3 separate regions of the Homo sapiens genome follow, and all the other regions are linked to region 1. A link is a loop called in an ENCODE intact Hi-C map of the cell type or tissue named here. Cell type or tissue: PC-3. All regions are shown on one strand.

Region 1 (2,500 bases):
TAGAAACAAAACAAAAGGGCAGGCTCCTGGGCCTGGGGGGCACCAGGGTGACCTCATGTTTAAGGAAGCTGTATGTCAGGAATCATCTTGTCCCACGATCCAAAATAGGCAGCAAATGGACAGGTTTCCAGGCTCCCCCTCCGCAAAAGATAAAAATACCATGGGTTCGGGGATGTTCTCAGTCATAAATCAATCAGCTAAGACTATTTCTGTCCTTATCCCTTGCCCAGAGTTCCTCCTACAACCTCTGTCCTGCCCTCCTGTCCCAGCCTCCCAGCCACCTAGCTCTGGAGTAAGGGGAGTCTCATCAGCTGCCCTGATGACAACTCAGTACCCTGGCCGTGCCAGCAAGAGAATCCTCAGCCTGCCTATAAATGAAACGGTGGGCATCCTGGTGCCTCCATCCACCTCCGTGAGCCTGGCTAGCAACTGTCCACTCTGACAGGCAGGTGACTCCCAATACACACCAGGTTTCCTGGCCTGTAAGGGAGCTGCCCGCTGGTTGTGGTGGGCACTTAGGAGTAAATGTCTCTGAGTAAGCCCTCAGCATGGTCAGGGGTAGGGCTTCTCCTTCATGTGGTTATAGGGGTTAAAGGACCTACCTCGTAAAACCACTGGGAGGATTAAATGAGACCCTGTAGGTAAAGCATTCACCTTGTCACCTGGCAAGTTGCAGATACTCTGAAAATAAGAATTGCCTTCCCCTTGCTAGCCATTCATCTGGAGCTCAGACTCCCACGGCTGACCCATGTCTTTGGAGAGCTCCTTTGAGACTTTTGTCATTCTAAAACCCTAAGTCAGCTTTGAATTCAGCTCTTGGGGAAGCCTCCGAGGACATCTGGTCTATGCAGAGATCCTACCTAAATCAGTACCTAATGGTTAACAAATGCGATGCTGCTGGGCCACCTGGACAATATTGCCCCTTGTTCAATCTTCTACTGCCCTCTGCAGGTTCCAGGCGATACCGCAGGCAGTGTTGACTGCATTCCTTGTGCAACACCAAAAAAGACCAAGACATCTCACTGTATAGACTGGAAGCACTTTAAGACAACAGGGCAAGGCAAGGTGTCTCAGACGGACGATGCCTCTGAATAGCACAGTGATTTCTAGTTCACAAAGCACTTTCTTGTTGGATTTTCATGACCACTCTACTCTCACCTTGGTACCTAAGCACACAAGGGAATTCTGTGTCACTGCTTCACCCCAAGAGCTTCACTAAAAACAAGTGACAGGTCTCAGGCCCTGTCCCAGAACATCCCAGAAAATCATCTGAAATGGACCTGGATCTCAGTGTAAACACTCGTTTAGTTTTTAAAGCTCTTCTACCTTGACCATGCTGTACAACAGCCAGCATATCTAGGATACTCTGGAGAGGGATTTTTGTAAGAAAGTGTGTGTGTGTGTGTGTGTGTGTGTTTTCAAGAAATGAAGGCTGGCCAAGATACTGAAGATACTAGCATTTGGTGTGATGATAATTAATAAGCATTTTTCACACGCCAACCAGCTGACAGTTTCATTTATTAGTGACATCAAGCACCAGTCCAACTATATCATTTCCACTATCCTCCCTCCATGGCCAGAACCACAGATTCTCTCTGGCAGAAGGTTGGATTTATACAGTGAAGGCATGTGACAGTGACACATTGTCCACCCAGCACCATGTAGGGATTAAATCACCATTTGGAGCAATAAAAGGGATGTTTGTTCTTCCCTTGTTCTCTTTACCAACCGCAGAAACTTGAGGTGATCTCAGCAGAGTTCATTAGACCCAGGTATCATATGACAGTAAGAAAACCAAGCCTTAGATAGCTGCAGATCCTTTATGTAACTGGAGTTTTCAGGTCATATATTTATAGGCTTTTAAAGCAGAAGACGTGAGACAACCCTTTACTGCAACCCTTATGTTTGCAGTAAAATGGATCACAGGAAGGGGAATTGACAGTCCAAGATCACAAAGATAGAGACAGAAGAGACAGAGCTAGGATGAGAACCCAGGCTTCTTGGCTCTTCTACCTCTGGTTGGGCTTGATTTTGATAGCAGCATTTTTATTTCTTTTTTTTTCTTCAGAGACAAGATCTTGCTCAGTCGCTCAGGCAGGAGTGCAGTGGCGCAATCATAGCTCACTGCAGCCTCAACCTCCTGAGCTCAAATGATCTCTCCACCTCAGCCTTTCAAGTAGTTGGGACTACAGGCATGCACTATCAAGACCAACTAATTAAAAAAATTTTTTTTAAAGACAGGAGCTCTCTATGTTGCCCAGGCTGGTCTCAAACTGCTGGGCTCAAGCAATTCTCCTGCCTTAGCCTCCCAAAGTGCTGGGATTATAGGGGTGAGCCACCATGCCAGGACTGATAGCATCATTTCTAGGTGGAAATTACTTTGGCTTCAAATGTAAAGATTAAACATAATCTTTTTTGTAAATACTCAAAGAGTATTTGGAATACAAATATTCTCTTCAAAGAGGAAGGGAAAGAAATCTAGAACATTGTACGTGCTCAA
Region 2 (2,500 bases), 51 kb after region 1:
TGTATCACCAGGGCAGGCCTTAGCAGCTTTTCTCACCATTACACACAGGATATATGACATATCCACAATCATAATATGCTCTCTGGTGACTGTAGGTGTCTGGGAATAGGAAACTCAGTAGACCAGGGGTGGGATTAGATGCAGTCTTTGGACTGTCAGCCCAAAACTAGGTCTTTCTTTCCCTCTCAAAAAACCTACCTGAATTCAAATGAAATGAGTTTGAATTCACTCTAGTGTGTGTGTGTGTGTGTGTGTGTGTGTGTGTGTGTTTGTGTACATTAGAAAACACAGGAAATTAAGGTATGTCAGGAACCCTTCTAAGCACTTTCCCTATTTTAACTTAATTAATGCTCACAACAACCCTATGAGGTACTATGATTTTTCTGTTTATAGATGAAGAAGCTGAGGCACAGAAAAGTTAAGTTTCTTGCCCAAATCACACAGCTAAGAATAACCAAATTTCAGTACTGGAATGATTATTCGTGTTGGGGTATAATCGTAATAAAAACATGAAAGTTTAACATTAAAACAAAAAAGGAAAATGGGAGGGAAAACTTCAAATCTGTCCTCCAGTTCCCACTATCTGCCTGAGTTCTTCAAGTTGTCTGGCTTTGCGGGGCCACACATCTGTGTGTGGTTTCTGGCCTTCCTGACTAAATGAGTCAGAAGCCTCTGTTAAACAAGTGTGCCTCTGTTCCTTAGACCCAGTTGGCTCAGCACCTCTCCCAGCCCTGCCAACAGTGTATAGATGGAAAAGGTTAAAAAAGAAATACCTGTGACCTCTTTGCCCCCCCTTCCCCCCAGGTGCTGTTTAGGATTTCTGAAGGGGGCCCTAGGCTTTGTGGATCCCCAGATTCCAGAATCTTCAAAGCTCCCTTCAGAAATCCTAGAAGCACCTGAATACCAGCCCCTTTTGAATATCAGCTTCCAGGACAAAGAACACAGATTGAAGCAGCAAGTTCTACGTTACTAAGGTTTTCTCTTTGTCTGCCTTCCCCCAACACTCTGCGTTGACTGGAGGTGACTATGCTATTGGGGTATGTATAAGAGAGAAGGGAGTGGCGCAGAAGGAAATGGTCTTGAGAAATCATTTCTAATTGTGGAACTTAGGTAATCTTTGTTATTCATTTCTCTTGGAATCCAACTGGGCCCAGGACATTGGATGGCTCATGGCAGGGAGCATGCAAGTGTGAAATGATCCCCTTGAGGCTGGGGTGGGGGACCACATGAGCCCATGAGTTTGAGGTGAGCTATGGTGACATTGCACCACTGTATTTCAGCCTGGGCAACAGAGTGAGACCCTGTCTTTGAGGAAAAAAAAAGAAGGACCTCCTAAGATTCCCCCAGCCACCTTAAATCAAGCTACACCTGAGCTACATGAGCCATGAGTCCTGTTGAGCCATGGCCATCAAGATCACATTTCTTGAGGTGTGTCTCAGCCCACCCTGCTGCCTCAGTGTGTCACAAAACCACAGTTGGGGACTCTATCTTATGTATATGTGCGCACGAGGGAGGCGTCCATTCTGACTCCATCAGCACTGACCCAAGCCAGGCTCTCCTCTCTGTGGCTGAGGAGCCAACCAGAACTCAGGGCTTGGCAGCTCCTTCAGGAACCAGAGCCAGGACCTGACTGCTTAGAAGGAGAGCATGCCCCTCCACAGCAGAGGTCCTCAGCTGTCCCACGGTCTCCTCCTTAGATCCTCACTAGGCTTGGGATCCAGCAAAGTAGAAATAGGCCATGCCAGGTTTAGAAATCGACAGAGATTAGCAGGGACCTGGGAACCTCTCCCCATCTCTTACAGCACTGGGGCTGAGAGGTGCATATTCTGAGTCTCCCAGCCTGTTCAACTATTCCAGGCCTCACGTCCTAGGTGGTAGCACTGACAGGGCAGGTGGCCATGGTCATAGGCAACACAAACACAGTCACACCTGGAGCTCTCCTCTTCTTTACCTTATCACATCCTCCCCCAGAAAAAGTGGGGTGGTGGGGTCAAAAGCGACATTTATGGAACCTCTAGTGTCCATCAGCCACTGGCCTAGACACTTTGCTTAAATTAGTTCCTCCTCCCTTAGACTAGAAGGCCCTTGAAGGCAAGGAACCATGTCCAATTGAGCTTTGTATCCCAAGCCCCTTCCAGAGTACCTGGCTCATGCTCGGTGCTCTGTAAATGTTTGTGGAGAGAAGTCAACTACATGCAAGGATCTCATTTCACACCCAAAACAATCCTTCAAGGAGTTGTTAGTATCCCCATATAAAAAACAGAAAATGAGGGTAGATGAGGACAAGCAACTTTTCTGAGGTCACACATCCAGCAAGGGGCTGAGCCAGGCCTGTGGGACTCCACAGCTAGGGGCCTTTGCAGGAACTGGAGTGTCCAGGGATTTCCAGTGGGCTCCAGGTAGTCAGTGGGGCAGAGGGATAGGGTGCAGAGGCAAGTAAAGTCAGGGGGAGGTGAGGATGGGCAAGAGGACCTAGAAACACCCCCAGACCCCCTGGCAG
Region 3 (2,500 bases), 400 kb after region 1:
CAAATTATGTGTGGGATTCTTCACTGGAATTCAGTACCACCCTATCACAGTGGAATACAATACCAGGCAGAGTTCTGCCAGTGCCCACAGAGGGAGCATTTAGACAAGCCCTGGGCCAGAGGGGAATTTCCCACCCCAGCAGAAGGAACTCTAATCCTGGCCAGCTTCAGCACCAGCTGACTAAAGTGGCCTGGGGACCCAAATAAATTTGAATGGCAGTCAGGCCACAGCGATTAAGATCATAGTCCTTGGGCAAGCCCTGGTGCTGCACTGGTCACAGAGGCAGTGGACTTGGGGTGCAACCCCATGCAACACCATCTGCAGTGACCACAGGAGTGCCTGCATCACTTCTCCCTAACTCCAGGCAGTGCAGTGCAGTGCAGTGCAGTGCAGTGCAGTGCAGTGCAGGGAGAAATTCCTTCCGCTTGGGAGAAGGAGAGGAAATAGTACAGAGGACTTTGTTTTGCAACCTGAGGATCAGCTCAGCCTAGTAAAATAAAGCAACAGGCAGATTCCTAAAGCTCCCAGTTCCAAGCCTTTGTTCCTGGGTGGTGTTTCTAGACCAATCTGCTGACCTGGTGGGATGGACCCTGTCCCAGCAGGATTCACCAACTATGCCCTTTTACCTAAAGTGCCCTTCTTTGGTCTTGAATAAACAGCAGCAGCAGGCAGGCAGGAAGTAGTGGCTGTGGGTCTTGGGCAAGTCCCAGTACTGTGTTCATCTGGAAGGTCATAAGTTTCAGGTGTGACCCAATCAGTGCCAGCTGTGGTGGCCATGGGAGTGCCCACGTCACCCCTCCCCAACTCCAGTTCAGTGCAGAGACTGACTGTATTAGTCCATTTTCACACTGCTAATAAAGACATACCCAAGGACGGGGCTATTTACAAAAGAAAGAGGTTTAATGGACTCACAGTTCCACTTGGCTGGGGAGACCTCACAACCGTGGCAGAAGGCTAAAGGCACTTCTCACGTGGCGGCAGACAAGAGAAGAGAATGAGAGCCAAGGAAAAGGGGTTTCCCCTTATAAAACCATCAGATCACATGAGATTTATTCACTACCATGAGATCAGTATGGGGGAAACTGCCACCATGATTCAATTATCTCTCACTGGGTCCCTCCCACAACATGAGAGAATTATGGGAGCTACAATTCAAGATGAGATTTCGGTGGGAACACAGGGCCAAACCATATCACCAACTCCTTCTCCTTGAAGGAAAGTGAAAGAGAAGAGCAACAGACTTCACCTGGAACCTGGAGAAGTCTCCCTTATCTTCCCCAAATCCACCAAGTACACCAAGGCTGTGTATCTAGGAGTCTGCAAAAATCACAGTGTTCCTCAGTTTAGGGTGCCCTCTAGTGCTAAAACAGCTTCAATGACCACAGGCTTTGGTAACAACACTCAATCCCCATTGAATTCTGGGAAAGCCCTCTCAAGGACAGGTACAAACAAGGCCAGACTGCAAAGACTGGGATAAATACCTAACTTCAATGCTCAGACATCAACAATCATCAAGAAAATCTAGGGAAACGTGACCTTATCAAACAGACTAAATAAGGCACCAGTGACCAATCCTGGAGTGACAAAGATACCTTTCAGTCAGGGAATTCAAAAGAGCTATCTTGAGGAAGTTCAACGAACTTTAAGGTAACACAAAGGAGGTATTCATCAGAATTCTATCACATAAATTTGTCATAGAGATTGAAATAATTTTTAAAAATCAAACAGAAATTCTGGAGCCAAAAAATTCAACTGACCAACTGAAAAATGCATCAGAGTCTCAACAGAAGAATTGATCAAGCAGAAGAAAGGATTAGTGAGCTCAAAGACAGACTATATGAAAATACAGTCATAGGAGAAAAAAAGAATTTAAAAAATTAAGTAAGCCTACAAAATCTAGAAAATAGCCTCAAAAGGGCAAATCAAAAGTTTTTGGTCTAGAGAAAGAGATCTGAGTAGAAAGTTTATTTAAAGAAACAATAAGATATGAATATCCAGATACAAGAAGGTCAAAGAACACCAAGAAAATTCAACCCACTTAGGACTACATCAAGATATACCATAATCAAACTCTCAAAGATCAAGGACAAAGGGGGGATCCTAAAAGCAGCAAGAGAAAAGCAAATAACATATGAAGGAGCTCCAATATGTCTGGCAGCAGACTTCTCAGAGGAAACCTTACAGGCCAGAAGGGAATGGAATAACATGCTCAAAGTGATGAAGAAAAAAAATCCCTTGACCTAGAATATTATATCTAGCAAAGTTATCTTTTAAACATGAAGGGGAAATAATAACTTTCCCAGACAAATAGAAGCTGAGGGATTTAAACCAACTTTAGACCTGTTTTACAAGAAATGCTAAAGGGAGTTCTTCAATCTGAAAGAAAAGAATGCTAACAAGCAGCAATAAATCATCTGAAGGTATAAAACTCACTGTAAAAGTAAGTACAAATAGAGAATACTCCAACACTGTAATTGCAGTGTATAAACCACTCATATCT

The links. A loop is a pair of places that touch in the nucleus more often than their neighbours do. Peaks named below come from ENCODE experiments on the same cell type or tissue, not always from the same donor. Only the 100,000 strongest peaks of a DNase experiment are listed, where the experiment ranks them.
Region 2: a loop joins it to region 1, with 9 times the contacts of the local background. A loop is called at or near these places in 3 of 110 quality-filtered maps.
Region 3: it touches region 1 in a loop (5-fold over the local background); 2 of 110 quality-filtered maps call a loop at or near these places.

Annotation. Positions count from the first base shown.
Region 1 is chr2:31,332,821-31,335,320 of GRCh38, forward strand. It overlaps XDH (xanthine dehydrogenase), which reads right to left. Exons shown (of 36, transcript NM_000379.4): 36 at 1,501-2,500. Among named protein-coding and RNA genes, the nearest start is that of XDH, 81 kb to the right of the region's middle. In PC-3, CTCF peaks have their summits at 961 (motif pointing left) and 1,166; DNase peaks (open chromatin) are centred at 941 and 1,731; H3K27ac peaks cover 1,567 bases.
Region 2 is chr2:31,383,887-31,386,386 of GRCh38, forward strand. The region is part of intron 9 of XDH (xanthine dehydrogenase); the gene reads right to left. Among named protein-coding and RNA genes, the nearest start is that of XDH, 30 kb to the right of the region's middle. In PC-3, no CTCF peak of the experiment used is centred here; DNase peaks (open chromatin) are centred at 65, 675 and 1,065; H3K4me3 peaks cover 860 bases; H3K27ac peaks cover 2,110 bases.
Region 3 is chr2:31,728,523-31,731,022 of GRCh38, forward strand. LOC107985862 (a long non-coding RNA gene) reads right to left here and starts at 765. Exons shown (of 6, transcript XR_001739388.1): 1 at 627-765. In PC-3, a CTCF peak has its summit at 1,365 (motif pointing left); a DNase peak (open chromatin) is centred at 1,369.